Linked DNA regions of Homo sapiens: region 2 is linked to region 1. A link is an interaction called in ENCODE POLR2A ChIA-PET data of the cell type or tissue named here. Cell type or tissue: PC-9. All regions are shown on one strand. Each heading gives the region's core, and the rest is flanking DNA. Links, peaks and the distances in the headings are about the cores only. Region 1 overlaps LINC02137 (long intergenic non-protein coding RNA 2137). Region 2 has its middle 5.6 kb from the start of GINS3.

Evidence for each region. Peaks named below come from ENCODE experiments on the same cell type or tissue, not always from the same donor. Only the 100,000 strongest peaks of a DNase experiment are listed, where the experiment ranks them.
Region 2: POLR2A ChIA-PET joins it to region 1 with 6 read pairs; 6 of 35 experiments call an interaction of 5 or more read pairs at or near these places.

The regions. Positions count from the first base shown.
Region 1 is chr16:58,461,896-58,464,695 of GRCh38, forward strand. LINC02137 (long intergenic non-protein coding RNA 2137) reads left to right here. Exons shown (of 4, transcript NR_187253.1): 4 at 259-966. It also overlaps a transcript of NDRG4 not described here. Among named protein-coding and RNA genes, the nearest start is that of NDRG4, 37 kb to the right of the region's middle. In PC-9, for the core only: no CTCF peak of the experiment used is centred there; no DNase peak of the experiment used is centred there; H3K4me3 peaks cover 788 bases; H3K27me3 peaks cover 37 bases.
Region 2 is chr16:58,385,495-58,388,294 of GRCh38, forward strand. No RefSeq gene overlaps it. Among named protein-coding and RNA genes, the nearest start is that of GINS3, 5.6 kb to the right of the region's middle. In PC-9, for the core only: no CTCF peak of the experiment used is centred there; no DNase peak of the experiment used is centred there.

The sequences.
Region 1 (2,800 bases), core at 161-2,660:
CTGTTAGGCAGCCTGCAGAACAGCCTAGGCCCCGTGAATTATGTCACTAGAACATCAACAATTAATTTTGTCCAATGACAAAGTCTGAAATGACTGAAAAGGGTAGGACTCAGGTAAGCCTGAAAGAATCTCTCATGCGATAATAACAATTTCATCATGAATAATAATAATGACCATGTATTGAACACTTAAACTTAAGTCATGCGTCTGGCACTATATTAAGCATTTTCTTTATATTCTGTTATTTAATCTTTACAGGAATCCTGAGGTCAGCATCATCCCAATTTCACAGAGTATGACATGACGTCTCAGAGAGGGTAAGCAGCTTGCCAAACATTCCACAGCCAGGAAGCTGTAGGACCAGCCTGTGCTCCTAAGGACTGGCTCCTGGCTGCTATATATAGAACTAAGCCTGGTGGAGGTGTCAGAAATAGAGGTTCACTTCTGTCATCACCGACCTCCCTCCACACCTTTGCAAAGGAGGAAACTGAGAGGCAGGGATTTCCGCAGAGCAAGGAACCCAAATTGCTGCCTCCTGTGATTTATACACTGCACCCCAAGCTGTAGGGGTAACCCAAGGACAAAGCTGTAACCCAAGCGGGAACATATGCCCCATCTGGGGCCACCAAAATCTTACCAGCTTCCTCAGCTGGTGGATCGGTTAATTCACGGCCACAGCCCCCTGGAGCTGGGGGAAAGGAAAACCAGGGCGTCTCCGCAAACCAGCCCAGAGAGAGGTCTGCGGAAGGGCCCGGAAGCCTGCAGGCCCCTCTGCACCCCCAACCCCACCGCCATCCTGGACCTCCAAGATGACCTGGTCCAACAGAGTCCTGCATGGAAAAGACTGGAACCCAGGGAGGAGCAGAGCCCCGCCCAAGGTCACCGGCCGAGCCTGAATAGAACCCGGTTCTCCAGGAGCCCTGTCTTTAGCTGTCTTGTCCAAATAAAATTTTTCAGGCCATCAGATTTCCGTACTCCCTGGAGTGGGACTTCATCTGGGACCAAAGGAGGGCTGGTGAGGGGAGTGGCAGGAGGGAGGAGTGCCTCGGGGCCCCGAGCAGGATGAGCCTGAGGAAGAGACGGGTCCCCATGTTCCCTTTCCCGCTCAGATAATGGAGGTGAATTGAGGGGAGCAGAGACCTCCCCACCTTCAGGGTGGGACCCTGAGGGACCAGGACACCTTTGCTAGGGGATGTCCCTCCTCACTCCTGCACAAGTTCCTCAAGGACACCCTCGGGCTCCGAAAACGGGGGGAGGGGGACGACGCCCCAGAGGCCCCTGAGCCCCTGGTTCTTCCCGACCCTAAGGGCTTTTCTCCCTCGGTTCCCAGGCGGCGACGGCGGGTAGCGCGAAGCAGCAGGCGCAGGGGCGCTGGGATGGGGATGTCTCTGCAGGTCTAAGGTTCCCCTTGGGAGTCTAAACAAAGACTACGGCAGCGCCGTCCCCTCCCCCGGGAACCCGACGCCGCGCGGCCACAGGGGGCCTGGAGGGGCGGGCAGGGCCTCGCAGCGCACCCAGCACAGTCCGCGCGGCGGAGCGGGTGAGAAGTCGGCGGGGGCGCGGATCGACCGGGGTGTCCCCCAGGCTCCGCGTCGCGGTCCCCGCTCGCCCTCCCGCCCGCCCACCGGGCACCCCAGCCGCGCAGAAGGCGGAAGCCACGCGCGAGGGACCGCGGTCCGTCCGGGACTAGCCCCAGGCCCGGCACCGCCCCGCGGGCCGAGCGCCCACACCCGCCAAACCCACGCGGGCACGCCCCCGCGGCGCACCGCCCCCAGCCCGGCCTCCGCCCCTGCAGCCGCGGGCACGCGGAGGGGCTCCTGGCTGCCCGCACCTGCACCCGCGCGTCGGCGGCGCCGAAGCCCCGCTCCCCGCCTGCGCGTCTGTCTCGTCCGCATCTCCGCGGTGAGTCGGCGGCGCCCTCGCCCCTGAGCCCAGGGCCAGCTTCTCTCGCCGCCGCGGCTGCTGCGCGCGTCCCCGCCCAGCCCAGCCCAGCCCCGAGCACGACCCCAGCCCCACGCACGACCCTAGCCCCGCGAGTCCCGCACCGACTCGCTCCCGCCCCATTTCGCCTCCGCGGGGGCGGCGCCCCCTCCTCCCCGCGGCTCCCGCTCTCCTTCCTCGCCTTCCCGGCCGCGCTGGGGACCCCCAGCCGCCGTCCGCGACCCCCCACCGCGACGCCCGGAGGCGGCGGGGTCTCTTTGTTCGGGCGGCGGGCACGGGGGACCACCTCCCACGGTGTCACCGCACCCACCCCGCGCCCTTCCTCCGCCTCCTGGAGTTCACCGGGACCAGGTGGCGGCGGGTGCCTTTTTGGGGGTGCGCGGCCATGCAATTGGTGGATTTTTTTAAACCGTTTTGGAGGGGGGAGCGCGGCGTTGGGGGCGGGAGAGCGCTCCTGGCTGTGAGCTGCTCCTGCCGCTTCGCTCCGCGCTCTCCTGCCGCTCCGCTCCGGGTCTCCCGCGCTCCTCTCCCCGGCTCGGCCGAGCGCGCTGCCCCGACGCCGCCACCCAGAGCCGGGCCGCGCCGGGCGCCGAGATGAAGGTGCTGGGACACCGGCTGGAGCTGCTCACAGGTACCGCCCGCCTGCCCCGCAGCCGGCCGCCACTTTCCGAGTTGGAGCGGACTCCGGGCGCGGCGGCCGGGGACTGGGGCGGCTCGGGTCTGAGCAGGAAGGGGTGCGGACCCCAACTAAGTCCTAGTTTTGTGCTACCTGTTTGTGTGCGGAGCCCAGCCCCGGGAGAGGACTTGAGGTTGTGGCGAGTCCCTGGCGCTGGCGTCCGGGCTGCGGGAGCACCGGTCA
Region 2 (2,800 bases), core at 274-2,773, 76 kb before region 1:
ATATAAGATGGGTTAACAATTCCTGTTAGTGCTGCTGAAGACTGTGGGAAGAATCTAAAATTGGTGCTACCCACACACAAGGTCGCATCATGCCCATCAATTTATTTTGATCTCATGGAAGGCGTTTTGGAGCAGTGCTCAAGAAATAGCTCAACTAAAAGGACATTTAAATTATGTAAAAATGAACTCCAATGATTTAGATCTATTAATCTTACATAGTAAGATTTCAAACGTGGTACTGTAATTTCAAAACTCACAAAAAACTGTAATAATTTGATCTCATAGGAGATAAATTCTACCTGATTTTTCGCAGGAAAAAGTTGGAGAACAATACTTTATCACCTTCAAGTATATTTGGTAACTGGAACTGAAGGGGAGACAAGTGTAGCCAAGCCTAGACCAAGGATGCCCATCAATAATGACAGCTATTTAACAAATGTTCCTTGAGTGCTTGCTATGTGCCAGGTATTCTCTGAGGTGCTGAGGATGCAGCACTAAACAAACATATGAATAAATGATGATAAGAAGGACATTGATTGAGCTCTTATTGTGGGCTAGGCCCTGAGCTCAGTGCTGTGTATACAGTTGACCCTTGAATAACACTGGTTGATTTGAACTGCATGAGTCCCCACTTATACGTGAAGCTTTTTTCAATAAAAGTTATACCATGGGCCAGGCATGGTGGCTCACGCCTGTAATCCCAGCACTTTGGGAGGCCAAGGCGGGCAGATCATGAGGTCAGGAGTTCGAGACCAGCCTTACCAATATGGTAAAACCCCATCTCTACTAAAAATACAAAGGTTAGGCCGGACACGGTGGCTCATGCCTGTAATCCCAGCACTTTGGGAGGCCGAGGTGGGCAGATCACGAGGTCAGGAGATCGAGACTACGGTGAAACCCTGTCTGTGCTAAAAATACAAAAAATTAGCCAGCTGTGGTGGCAGGCGCCTGTAGTCCCAGCTACTCCGGAGGCTGAGGCAGGAGAATGGTGTGAACCGGGGAGGTGGAGCTTGCAGTGAGCCGAGATTGTGCCACTGCACCCCAGCCTCGGCAACAGAGCGAGACTCCATTTCAAAAAAAAAAAAATTGTACCGTGTGTGTCTGACTCTCCTGCCTCCCCTTGCAGGTCCTCCACTTCTTCCACCTTGGCTACCCCTGAGATAGCAAGACCAATCCTTCCTCTTCTTCCTCCTTCTCAGTCTACACAACAAGAAGACGACAAGGATGAAGGCCTTTATCATGACTCACTTCCATTCAATGAATAGTAAATGTATTTTCTCTTCCTTATGGTTTTCTTAACATTTTCTTTTATTTGGCTTACTTTATTGTAAGAATACGGTATATAATACATATAGCATGCAAAAAATCTGTTAATCAACTGTTTAATAAGGCTTCTGTATATAATACATATAACATGCAAAATATCTGTTAATCAACTGTTATCAATAAGCCTTCTGGTCAACAGCAGGCTAGTAGTAGCTAAGTTTTTGGGAAGTCAAAAGCTATATGTAAGCCAGGTGCAGTGACTCACACCTATAATCCCAGCACTTTGGGAGGCTGAGGTAGGAGGATTGCTTGAGGCCAGGCGTTCAAGACCAGCCTGGGCAACATAGCAAGATCCCACCTCTATAAAAATTTTAAAAATAATTTTTTAAATTTAAAATGTTATATGTAGATTTTTAACTGTGTAGGGGTCAGTGCCCTGACCTTCTCATTGTTCAAGGGCCAACTGTGTATTAGCTTATTTGTCCCACCTGCACCACAACTCTGTGAGCTACTATCATTATCTCCATTTTACAGATACAGAAGCTTCTGAGAGGTAACTGACCCAAAGTTACAAAGCCAATTAAAGTGGTAAAAATTGGACCCTACTCAGGCCTGTTGGCTTCCTGAAGTAACACAGCAATTGAGTAGAAACGGCTGCTGGAAATGCTTCATAGGTAGGGAACTAAGCCATTTAAAATTTTATTTGCTTAAGCATTCCTTTTTTATAGTTGATATAAAGGTAAAATTCAGTACAGTTCTACCAAAACTCAAAATCTGCATTACTGGAGCCCAGTCAATGAACTTTCACCATGATATTAATGACTTAAGCTCGTGCATGGATCTACAGAATTATACTGTGATTAACATGCACCTTGGCAAACAATTTTTTTTTTTTTTGAGACAGAGTCTCCCTCTATGGCCCAGGCTGGAGTGCAGTGACGTGACCTCAGCTCACTGCAACCTCCGCCTGCCGGGTTCAAGCAATTCTCCTGCCTCAGCCTCCCAAGTAGCTGGGACTACAGGTGCGCACCACCATGCTCAGCTAATTTTTTGTATTTTTAGTAGAGAGGGGTTTCACCAGGCTGGCCAGGCTGATCTCAAACTCCTGACCTTGTGATCTACCTGCCTCAGCCTCCCAAAGTGCTGGAATTACAGACGTGAGCCACCGCGCCCGGCAAATTATTTTTTAGCCACTTTAACTTAGTATTTTCAGTGTTTTACTGCTACATTTTGTAACCACTCTAATATTTACATATCATCTGTACTATTATTTACTTAAAACTTTTACTTAATGTTTTAAAGGAAATTTAATATCACTGCTCTAAATAAAGAGACACTAAATCACTCAATAAATATTTACAAAGTGCCTAATACATACTAGGCAGCGGGGATATAGCAGTGAAAAAGAGACTAAAAAATATCCCCACCCTCATGGAGCTAATGTTTTAGTAGGGGTGACAGACAATAAACAAGATAAAAGGACGGGCAAGGTGGCTCACACCTGTAATGCCAGCACTTTGGGAGGCCGAGGTGG